Regions from separate parts of the Homo sapiens genome. Here region 1 is linked to region 2. A link is an interaction called in ENCODE POLR2A ChIA-PET data of the cell type or tissue named here. Cell type or tissue: OCI-LY7. All regions are shown on one strand. Each heading gives the region's core, and the rest is flanking DNA. Links, peaks and the distances in the headings are about the cores only.

The links. Peaks named below come from ENCODE experiments on the same cell type or tissue, not always from the same donor. Only the 100,000 strongest peaks of a DNase experiment are listed, where the experiment ranks them.
Region 1: POLR2A ChIA-PET joins it to region 2 with 5 read pairs; 11 of 35 experiments call an interaction of 5 or more read pairs at or near these places.

The regions. Positions count from the first base shown.
Region 1 is chr2:68,159,645-68,165,397 of GRCh38, forward strand. PNO1 (partner of NOB1 homolog) reads left to right here. Exons shown (of 7, transcript NM_020143.4): 3 at 2,039-2,122; 4 at 2,621-2,681; 5 at 2,902-3,019. Among named protein-coding and RNA genes, the nearest start is that of PNO1, 4.6 kb to the left of the region's middle. In OCI-LY7, for the core only: no CTCF peak of the experiment used is centred there; no DNase peak of the experiment used is centred there.
Region 2 is chr2:68,292,839-68,298,591 of GRCh38, forward strand. CNRIP1 (cannabinoid receptor interacting protein 1) reads right to left here. Exons shown (of 3, transcript NM_015463.3): 3 at 172-1,188. The coding sequence ends at 1,024. The region is part of intron 1 of PPP3R1-AS1 (PPP3R1 and CNRIP1 antisense RNA 1); the gene reads left to right. Among named protein-coding and RNA genes, the nearest start is that of CNRIP1, 24 kb to the right of the region's middle. RefSeq lists a silencer at 2,777-2,876. In OCI-LY7, for the core only: a CTCF peak has its summit at 1,571 (motif pointing left); a DNase peak (open chromatin) is centred at 2,873.

The DNA.
Region 1 (5,753 bases), core at 478-5,477, 130 kb before region 2:
TTACCATCATCCGGACTGGTATAGTCTCATCTCTGTTAATGGAATATAATAATGGAACAAAGAAAGGCACTATTCTAAATAGTTGATAAAGTGTAAAATATCATAGAACATGATAGAGTAACTCCTCTTTGTCCCTGTTGCCATTCTCTCATTCAGGCTTTTATGGTTTCCTGCCAAGGAGTGGTTTCGTTGTAGGTTTCCCTTGCTTCATTGTTTGACGTCTCTCCTTTCTCCACTCATCCATCTGCCAGTGCCAGATTAAGTTTCCCAGATCACAATGCTTTTATGACATCCTGGCATCTTCAAAAAACAAAAAAAAATTTTTTTTTTTTTTTTTTTTTTGAGATAGAGTCTTGCTCCGTTGCCCAGGCTGGAGTGCAGTGTCGCAATCTCGGCTCACTGCAAGCTCCGCCTCCTGGATTCATGCCATTCTCCTGCCTCAGCCTCCTGAGTAGCTGGGACTACAGGCACCCACCACCACGCCCGGCTAATTTTTTGTATTTTTTAGTAGAGACAGGGTTTCACCGTGTTAGCCAGGATGGTCTTGATCTCCTGACCTCATGATCTACCCGCCTCTGCCTCCCAAAGTGCTGGGATTACAGGCGTGAGCATCTTCAACATTTCTAAAGGAAAAAGTTTTGGACTTAACTTGCTTTTCAAGTAGGAGACTCAGTCACAAGTTTGTCTCTCACGGATCATAAAGTTTGTTTATGTCCATACTTTTTGGTGGCTTTGGCCTTTGAAAGAGGTCCGCTCCTCCCTACTCCTTTCTCTTTATACTTCAGTTCCAGTATCTTTCCGGGTCTAGCTCAAGTTCTTTCTCTGTTATGGTATGTCCATTTTTCAGTCATATCTTCAGTGCCTAAACTTTTCATGTGCTTTATTGTCCTATTTATTGCAGGATAATCACTTTGGATTCCACTAACATTTGTTGATGCTGCCATATACCAGACACACAGTGGTATTACACCATGCTCTACATCATTTAGTCTTCAGGATATTCCCATCTTAAAGATGTGAGGAAACTTGGCCACAGTCATCAGTCTAATAAGGGAAATTTTCTATTATACTAGTAGGGAACACTCAGGATCTTCTACTCTGACCTCCTCATTTTACTGATGAGAAAACTCAAGACCTAAAGTATCTATGGGACTTGTCTAAGGTCACATATAGGATTGGAACTAGGGTCTAGTTTTAAATGGGAAAGCTCTGGGGACTCTCCCATTGCACAAGCCCATATGGTTTTACATTTGTTGAATACGTGGTCTCTTCAACTAGACTGTGAATGTGCATGGGACAGTGGAAATAACAGTTTTGAAATCAGACCTGTGTTTAAATCTTACCTTTTTTGCTTTTTAGTACTTTAGTTTCCTCACATACGAAGGTAGTCATATCACTTAACATTCAAAGTTGTTGTGAAGGTTAGAGTTATGGTGTGTAAAGCATGTTATTTATAGTACGTGTTATTTACAGTGGTAGGCTTTTTATGAATAACAGTTATTTCTGCATTTCTCAAATAAACTTTGAGGACAGGTTCAGTGCTTCATTCATTCTTTATTTCCCCAATCAGTGCATGCAGGTAGTTAGGCCTGGAGCTGTTGGTTTAAGAAACATCAGCATATAAATGATAACTAAGAAGATTAAGTCAGGAATCCCAGGGAAGACTGCCTTGAGAGAGAAGAGAAGAGGACATTGGGCATTGAAGGGATGGACAGAAGGTAGAGGTTCTTCAGAATGGGAGAGATTGGGTTGTGCCAGAGGAGTCTTGCTGTTAACCCCAAAATCTGATCATATAGTGCGGTTAGTTATTTGACACTCTTTGGGTGGAACAGCCAAGCTTTGGAGCTGGGAACGTTTTGTTTTGCAAATAAAGTACAGCACTTATCTGACCAGAACCTGTGTCATACAGAATATATTAGGGAAAGGTGGTGGTGAAGGAAATTCTCCAATAATGGGAAAGGACATTTCCAGTATTTTGTTAGGACATTTTCTGTTTGATTCTCAACGGTATTTTGTACCCTTTTTTGTTTTTTAACAGACTTGTAAAGAAACCAAGGATGTTAGTGCTCTGACAAAAGCAGCTGATTTTGTGAAAGCTTTTATTCTCGGCTTTCAGGTGGAGGTGAGTAATTCCATGATATCTAAAATGGGGACTTTAAAAATATTCAATGTGAACATTTCAATGGATTAGGCATTAAAAAAAAAAAAGGCCAGGCACAGTGGCTCACACCTGTAATCTCAGCACTCTGGGAGGCTGAGGCAGGTGGATCACTTGAGGCCAGGAGTTCAAAATAATCCTGGCCAACATGGCGATACTCTCCATCTCTACTAAAAATACAAAAAAATTAGCTGGGTGTGGTAGTGCATGCCTGCAGTCCCAGCTACTTGGGAGGCTGAGGTGGGAGAATCACTTGAACCAGGGAAGCAGAGATTGCAGTGAGCCAAGATCACGCCACTGCACTCCAGCCTGGGCGACAGCGTAAGACTCTGTCTCCAAGGGAAAAAAAAAAGCTTTCTAGCTCTAGAGTTTGTGGATTTTAGTTCCATAGTGCTTTGCACTTTACTCTTTTTCAGGTGTGCAAATGGAAGGGGCTTCACGGTGTTTGTTTTTATATTATAGGATGCACTTGCCCTCATCAGGTTGGATGACCTCTTCCTAGAGTCTTTTGAAATTACAGATGGTGAGTGTGTGTTGGTCTGCGCTCTTGTGTCGCTGACTTTGTATTGTGATGTGACTCTCAGTTTTCTAATAGCATCAATTGAGCTGTATTTTTAGCAACTTATATATATATATATACACTTTGTGTCCTTTAGAGAAATTTAGTTTATGATTAAACTTTATGTGGAATGGGTGGTACACTAGAATGGCTTGCCTCCTGAGATCTTGCTTTTCTTGTTTAGTTAAACCCCTAAAGGGAGACCATCTATCCAGGGCAATAGGAAGAATCGCTGGCAAAGGAGGAAAAACCAAATTCACCATAGAGAATGTGACACGGACAAGGATAGTTTTGGCTGATGTGTAAGTATCTGATCTTGAGAAAATTATTGTCATAATTTATATTTGATCTTTTGTTTTAAGAAAGTCATAACAGTTGTATTTTATGCATAATGTTGCTGCTAAATCTTTGTCAGTGCAGATGCTCCTCATAAATCCATCATAAATTGAAAATATCATAAGTCTAAAATGCATTTAATATGCCTGACTTATGGAACATTATAGCTTAGCATAGCCTATCATAAACATGGTCAGAACACACATTAGCCTGCAGTTGGGCAAAGTCATCCGACACAAATTCTACTTTATGACAGAGTGTTGAATATTGAATACTGTACTAAAAATGAAAAACAGAATGGTTGTATGTGTATTTGAAGTAGAGCATTCTGAATGTGTATCACCTTTGCACCCTTGTAAAGTTGAAAAATCCCAGTTCGAACCGTGTTAAGTTGGGAATCATCTGTATACTTTTGGGTGAATAGATGGTCACCAACTTTGAAAGAGGCTTAAGTTGAGAAAATTTAAGAAATTATATATTCTTTTCTCATTTAACAATGAGGAAATGCTATTAAAAGAAATTATTACAGGTGAAGATTTAAATAATATCTCGGGTTGGGCACAGTGGCTCACGCCTGCAATCCCAGCACTTTGGGAGGCTGAGGCGGGCGGATCACCTAAGGTCAGGAGTTCGAGACCAGTCTGGCCAACATGGTGAAACCCTCTCTCTACTAAAAATACAAAAATTAGCCGGGCATGTGGCATACGCCTTTAGTCCCACCTACTCGGGAGGCTGAGGCAGGAGAATCACTTGAACCTAGGAGGAGGAGGTTGCAGTGAGCCGAGATCATGCCACTGCACTCCAGCCTGGGCGACAGAGTGAGACTCTGTCTCAAATAAATAAATACATACATACATACATACATACATACATACATACATACATACTTACTCAAGGGAATCTATTAAATCACTAGGGGAGAACAAGCAATCACTATTTCAGATGCCCTTGTGAGTCTTTAGAAGTATATATCTACTTTATGTATATACATATATATGTTAAGGCCTTTTATAAAAGGAGGGGAATATCGTACATTAGGCAAAACTAGAGAGCAGTTATATGTGAACATAAACAAGATGAGAGGGGCTTAAAATAAAGGTGCCAGAAGTGAAGCTGGGATTACCCCTGTCTGAGGTTGAAGCTGCCCAGGCTGGGGATCTTACTGGCAGATGGCTCAGAGATTATATAATGCCATGAAGTTGGGAAACTGAACAGTTGACTGAGAGGAGGAGGGTTCTGCCTATGACTAAATTCTGAAATAATTTCATTTAATATCTCAATTTTGCTCCATACTGAAGGACTCTTCATTATATAGAACCTAAATTTTGTACATTCTTTACACTTTAAGGATAACTATACTACTGTGTTGGTGGCCCTCTTTACCTGAAGCCAGGCATATAATTATATTGTTTGATCTTTTATGGATTGAGCCTAGAGTCAGAAATATGGAGCCTTGGGAGAAGCTATTTTGAACTGGAAATGTGCAAATGCACACCACATTTAAAAATATGGCCAAGCATGGTGGCTCACATCTGTAATCCCAGCACTTTGGAAGGCTGAGGCAGGTGGATGGCGTGATCTCAGGAGTCTGAGACTAGCCTGGGCAACATAGTGAAACCCCTTCTCTACAAAAAAATACAAAAATTAGCCGGGTGTGGCGGCCCACACCTGTAGTCCCAGCTACTTGGGAGGCCGAAGTGGGAGGATCACCTGAGCCCAGAAGGTTGAAGCTGCAGGGAACCACGATCGTGCCACTGTACTCAACCCTGGGCGACAGAGTGAGACTCTAACAAAATAAAAATAAAAATACCACATATAGTCTGGGCGCAGTGGATCATGCCCATAATCCCAGCACTTTGGGAGGCCAAGGTGGGAGGAAGGAATGCTTGAGCCCTGAAGTTCAAGACCAGCCTGGGCAACATAGGGATCTCCATCTCTACAAAAAATATAAAAATTAGGTGTGATTGTGCACACCTGTAGCCCTAGCTGCTCAGGAGGCTCAGGTGGGAGGATTGCTTGAACCAAGGATGTCAAGACCACAGTGAACCATGATGGCACCACTGCACTCTAGCCTGGGTGACAGAGTGAAACCTTGTATCCAAAAAATAAAAAATTAATTAATTTAAAATCCATATACAGATGCTCCTCACCGTATGGTGGGGTTACGTCCAGATAAACCTGTTGTAAATTAATGATCTCATAAGTCAGAAGTTCATTTGATACTTCATTTGATATCATAGGATACTTCTCTTTGAAAACTGAAGAGCATTCCGAGTGTGTACCACTTTGGCGCAATTATAAAGTCAAAAAAAAATCTTCGGTTAAATCATCAAGTCATGGACTGGCTGAGTAGCCCTGAAAGCTTTCATGAATTTAGAAATCCATGGCCCGGCACGGTGGCTCACACCTGTAATCCCAGCACTTTGGGAGGCCGAGGCGGGCGGATCACGAGGTCAGGAGATCGAGACCATCCCGGCTAAAACGGTGAAACCCTGTCTCTACTAAAAATACAAAAAATTAGCCGGGCGTAGTGGCGGGCGCCTGTAGTCCCAGCTACTTGGGAGGCTGAGGCAGGAGAATGGCGTGAACCCGGGAGGCGGAGCTTGCAGTGAGCCGAGATCCCGCCACTGCACTCCAGCCTGGGCGACAGAGCGAGACTCCGTCTCAAAAAAAAAAAAAAAACAACAAAAAAAAAAAAAC
Region 2 (5,753 bases), core at 429-5,428:
GCTGGAGCAATCCTGCTAAAAGGTCAGGCTTGATTCATGAATAGGTGTGCTAATTCTACTCCGGATACATCCCCGTCATCCTGTAGCATACAGGCCTGAGTGAAGCTGGCCTAGAGCAGGGATTCACCTGCTAGATAATTATTGCCCAAATTAAGAATGCAAGTCAGGGCATGATTTTCAACGCCTTTATTAAGAAATATCAAAAGTTGATTACAGGTCCATATGCAGTTTTACAAAGTTCAAGTGAAGAAGACTGTAGGGATGCCATCAATGTGCGTGTCTGAAGACTATGGAAGCTTGTCAAAGGGGTAACCCTACAACTCCTGTCACTTTAACAATGGTCCACAGCAATGCTTTTCCCCCATTTCTACTAGGCTAGGCCATTGCACAATACCTTAAGCTACTTAAAAGAGTTTTAATACGTTATAAATACGTACATATTTGTCCTTCTAGTTTGTTACCATCCTTCCCTGAAAGAGCGGAGCTGTTTATAGGAAGCACAACATTTGAGTCCCATTCACTGCTGTTTGTATTACATTTTCACAAAGCCTGCTTTGAAAGCTGGCAAACACTGCAAGTTACATGTTACCATATTACACATGGGAGGACCCATACACATTGTTATTTTTAAATTTAACATTGAACAAAAAAAAGGAGGAATCACTTAACTTGGAAACAAAACACCAAAGTTAGTCAGTGGAATGGTCAAGAGCAGGACAAGCCTGCCAGGGCCACTGAACTCCAGTCACAAGTGGTCAAAAGTATGACCGAGAACAACTGGATGCAGGAACATCAGCACAAAATACAGATGGGAATATTCTCGGGAGTGGTACATCACCATCTTGTATGTGAGGGATATTGTGTCAGAGGGGAATTACACTTTCAAAATAACCAGGGCTAGTAGGTCATTAGTACCAGATGGGGAACAGCAATGGTGTGGCATGCCTTGTTTAAGGCCTGCGCTGGTTTATCTAAAAGTAGATTTCTGAAAAGATTGTCCAGTAGCATCAGAAAGAGCCACTTTCAGAGGAAGGACTCCTTGTTCACCCACATCAGACTGCGTGTCTCGTTGGGCTTGCATTCATACTCAATGACAGAGAAGGGGCTTCCCCACTGGCAGTGATCCCGCTTGTGGTAATTGTAGAACTTGACTTGCCACACTGTCTCGAAGGTCCCAATGTCTGTGAACTGAGGGAAGAGAAACATGCCTGATAAAAAACCTCATTCTGCCACGAGCAATAGATGAGAGCTAACATTAGTGATGTAGCTCCTGGATAATCAAGCAGACCCAGTCCAGATTCTCTTGGTCTGCAAGGCTCGGAAGGCTTTCCTTTAGTGGTCTAGCTCCCTCCTTTATGATGGGAGATATTTTCCTAAAAAGCTGTCTGTAAACCATTCTTCTCTATAAAATCTGATTCCCATTGCAAACGTGCCACTCGCTATCATATTGCTTTTAATAAAAATAACTGCAAAGTTTATCTTGTTTTTCAAGTTTAATTTTTTGAAAACTTAGAATTTTAAAGCTTACTCTAAAATGGCCCCTGCTGGCCAGGTGCAGTGGTTCACCCCTGTAATCCCAGGCTGAGGCAGGATGCTAGCTTGAAGCCAGGGGTTCCAGAATAGCCTGAACAACAAAGCAAGATTCTGTCTCTAAAACAAACCCCCATGTTCATCCCCCAAATGGTCCCTGCTACAGAAGGGGAATGGCGAAGGGAAGAGAAGGAATAAAGTTTACTGGCTTTTCTCAAAATACAATGGTACAAAACAACCTGTCTACAATACATCTACATAAAATTTCCATCATTAGTTTCAATTCCAAAGAAAAATATTTCAAAGTGATAACTGAAAATATTTCATTGGAAGTGTTAAAGGCCATATTTTAACTATTAAACATTGAATACTTATAAGTCAGGAGTCCATGCCTACATCTTGGGCTTAGATTATACATTACCCAGAACCATATTTGAGTATCTGCTATGTACCTTGCATGTATAAAAATTCGTATAAGGCAGGATTGTTGCTCTTAAGAAGTTAGCATTCTACTTCCAGAAGGTAGGCCCTGTAAATCACTGCACAGAACTCTCCTGAGGTATAAAGTACACATTTCTCTTGCAGCTGAGAAGAGTACCTGGAATACCCTGGAGGCCACTGGGCAGATGCTCAAGTGGCCTGTGGGGTAGCCTGACCCTGCTACTGCCTTCTGGAGCTATTTAGGGGATCTGGCATTAAACTGCATGATGCCTGTCGTTATTTTCTCCTCTGACCCTCCCCTGTCATGGGAGGGGACAGGGACTGACTTGGCAGGACTCTTAGACTTGTCTGGAGCCAGAAGACGTGGACAGAGGAAGGCAGTGAGCATTAGGAGTCTTATGCTTCTTGCTGATACAGGAGGAGGGTGATCAGGTGCTTTCCAGATAGCTTTCCAAGATGCTCTCAAAATTATATCTTGCACCATTGCCTCATCCTGCTAATTTGATCCCAAAACAAGATCTAGGCTTTCCTCTGGGAAATTTGCTTGATTTGAAATAGTGGATGATATACCTAGAGTCCACAGACCTCCCAGGTATGAAAGTGGATTACCTCTTTTTAGAGAGTCATGGCTTAAAGACCTATATAAGCATACAGCAGCTTTATTCACAATAGCCCCAGGTTGGAATTGACCCAAATGTTTATTCACATGTTGATAAGCAAGTTTTGGTATATTTATAAAATGGCCTTTTGCTGAACAATAAAGGAAGACATGCTGATTCAAGCAGCAACAGGGATGGATCTCAAAGACATGCTAAGCAAAATAATCTAGGCCCCCAAAGTACATGCTGTATGAATCCATCTATATAGTGACAGAATGTAACCTACACTGACAGGAAACATCTGTGGTTATCTAGAGCCTAGGGTGAGAAGGGGAACTGATGCAAATGTGCAAGAGGGAACTTTTTAGGGGTGATGGAAGCATTCTGTATCTTGATTGGGATGGTGGTTACATGGCTGTACATATATGTTGGTCAAAACTAATTGAACTGTATGCTTAAGATGAGTCCATTTATTACATGTAAACTATACCTCAAAGTTAAGAAAAATAGAAATATCCATTTTTAGTGAGCTATAAGAAAACAGGTATTCTAAATGCTGCTAATGGGAATTGAATTAGCCTTTTGGAAGGATCATTTGCATGAAGTTAAAGGTGTGAGTACATTCAGGCCCAGCAATTCCATTTATAATTTATCTTAAGAACATCACAAAGTTTAGAGTAGTAAACAATGCAACACTAAAGGTCCATCTTTAAGGCACTATTTGTGGCATATCTATATAATGGAATACCATGTAATATTTTTAAATGTAAAGTATTTAATACAGTTTTTATTTTATATTGTTACATGAACTAAGCAGAATACCATGAAGAACATGAAGTATTAATTCAGTTAAAATTAAACTTGGCTAGGTGCAGCAGCTCACACCTGTAATTCCAGCACTTTGGAAGGCCAAGATGAGAGGATCGCTTGAGACCAGGAGTTTGAGACTAGCCTGGGCAACATAGTGAGACCCTGCCTCTACAAAAAATGTTTGAAAATTAGCTGGGTGTGGTGGCACACACTGTGAGACTGAGATAGGAGGATTGCTTGAGCCCAGGAGTTTGAGGCTGCAGTGAGCTATAATCATGCTACTGCATTCCAGCCTGGGCAATAAAGACCCTGTCTCAAAAAAAAAATGTATGTGTATATATGTGTATGTGTGTGTGTGTGTGTATTTAATGTTAGAAATCCTGATGGACTGTTTTATTTTCTCCTATGTTCTTTTTTTAATTTTTATTATATTTTTGAGATGGAGTCTAGCTCTGTCGCCCAAGGTTGGAGTGCAGCAGCACGATCTCGGCTCACTGCAACCTCTGCTGCCCGGGTTCAAGCAATTCTCCTGCCTCAGCCTCCTGAGTAGCTGGGATTACAGGTGTGTGCCACTACGCCTGGCTAATTTTTTTTGTATTTTTAGTAGAGACGGGGTTTCACCATGTTGGCCAGTCTGGTCTTGAACTCCTGACCTCGTGATCCACCCACCTCGGCCTCCCAAAGTGCTGGCGTGAGCCACCACACCCGGCCCAACTTCTATATTTTTTAGCAGAGACGCGGTTTAACCATGTTGCCCAGGCTGGTCTTGAACTCCTGACCTCAAGTGATCCACCAGCCTCGGCCTCTCAAAGCGCTGGGATTACAGGCATGAACCACTGCACCTAGCAGATTTTCTTCTATATTCTTATTTGTATTTTCAAAATTTAACGATTACTTTACCAGAAAAAAAATTAAACCAAAACTGTATTTCCCAAAAGTATTACCAAATAGTCATTATCCTTAATATAAAGGACCATATGCATTATTAGTAAGTACTACGAGGAACATTGGAATAAAAAATTGGAATGGTTCATTAAAAACAAAACAAAACAAAGCAAAAACCATAGGCTGGGCGCAGTGGCTCATGCCTGTAATGCCAGCACTTTGGGAGGCCAACATAGTAGTACCACTTGAACCCAGAAGTTTAAGACCAGCTTAGACAACATGGTGAAACCCTGTCACTACAAAAAATTAAAAACATTAGCTGGGCATGGGAGTGTGTGTCTGTAGTCCCAGATACTCAGGAGGCTGAGGTGAAAGGATCGCTTGAGCTCAGGAGGCAGAGGTTGCAGTGAGCTGAGATCTTGCCACTGCATTTTAGCCTGGGCAACAGGGCAAGACACTGTCTCAAAAAAAAAAAAAAAAAAAAAAAAAAAAAAAAGGAAAAAATGACTAACACCTGCAAAAATATTCAAATGTAATTAGTAATTAAAGAAATATAAACTTTTAAAGAGATACTATTCCTCTAACAACTTAGTGACAATTTCTGAGTGCCAGAAACAATCTAAGCATCCAACATTAGGAAAATATGAAAATGGTGGCATATCCATATGATAAACTTACAGAGCAATTAGGAATTTAGGGTTGTCGATGATTCAAGGAAATGCTTAGAACAATGTTTAAAGGAAGATGAATTGGAATGGTTTATATACATTATGAGCTCAAATATGTAAAATAAGATGTATAGAAAAAATGAAAAATATTACCTTCTAAGTAAAGAAATTGAATTTTTCTATCCTTACTCAGATTTTTTCTACAATAAATGTTACTTTTAAAATCAGAAATTTTTTAAATGGTGAAATGGATTTATCATCTTACAATAATATATACAGCCTGCAAGCCTAAGGGATTTTATAAATTCTATTAAAAATATGTACATTCTAATGAAATTATGACTTTGTTCACAATAGGTTAGTGGTGGTATGTATAAATCAAAATCTCATTTTATAATTTACCAAGACTTTTAAAGAGGATTTAGTATTATTTTTGACCAGCACAAGGCATTGCACACTTTAAGTGCAACTGAATTTTACAATTCAATTAACATTTTAATTCCAAATTATAAAAATATTTTGTAATAAAATATACACTGAAATATAAACTTTATACTAAAAATATTTTATAATACTTTTCAAATGCCAGCTAATATTTTGAAGGAAGCAGCTTAAAATCATGCTAGGTAACAGAGAAACAACACTGAGATTTTTATTTTTTGAAATAAAAGTTGGTTATAAAAATAAAAAGCCCACCAAGCTGATTACAACCAGACAAGAAAAACGTAAGGCTTATGTCTAAAAAAATTTTCAAAAGTCTCAATCTAAGAATTCTCAGTAACAAAGGAGACCAAAGTTAAAATCTGCCAATAGCAACAGT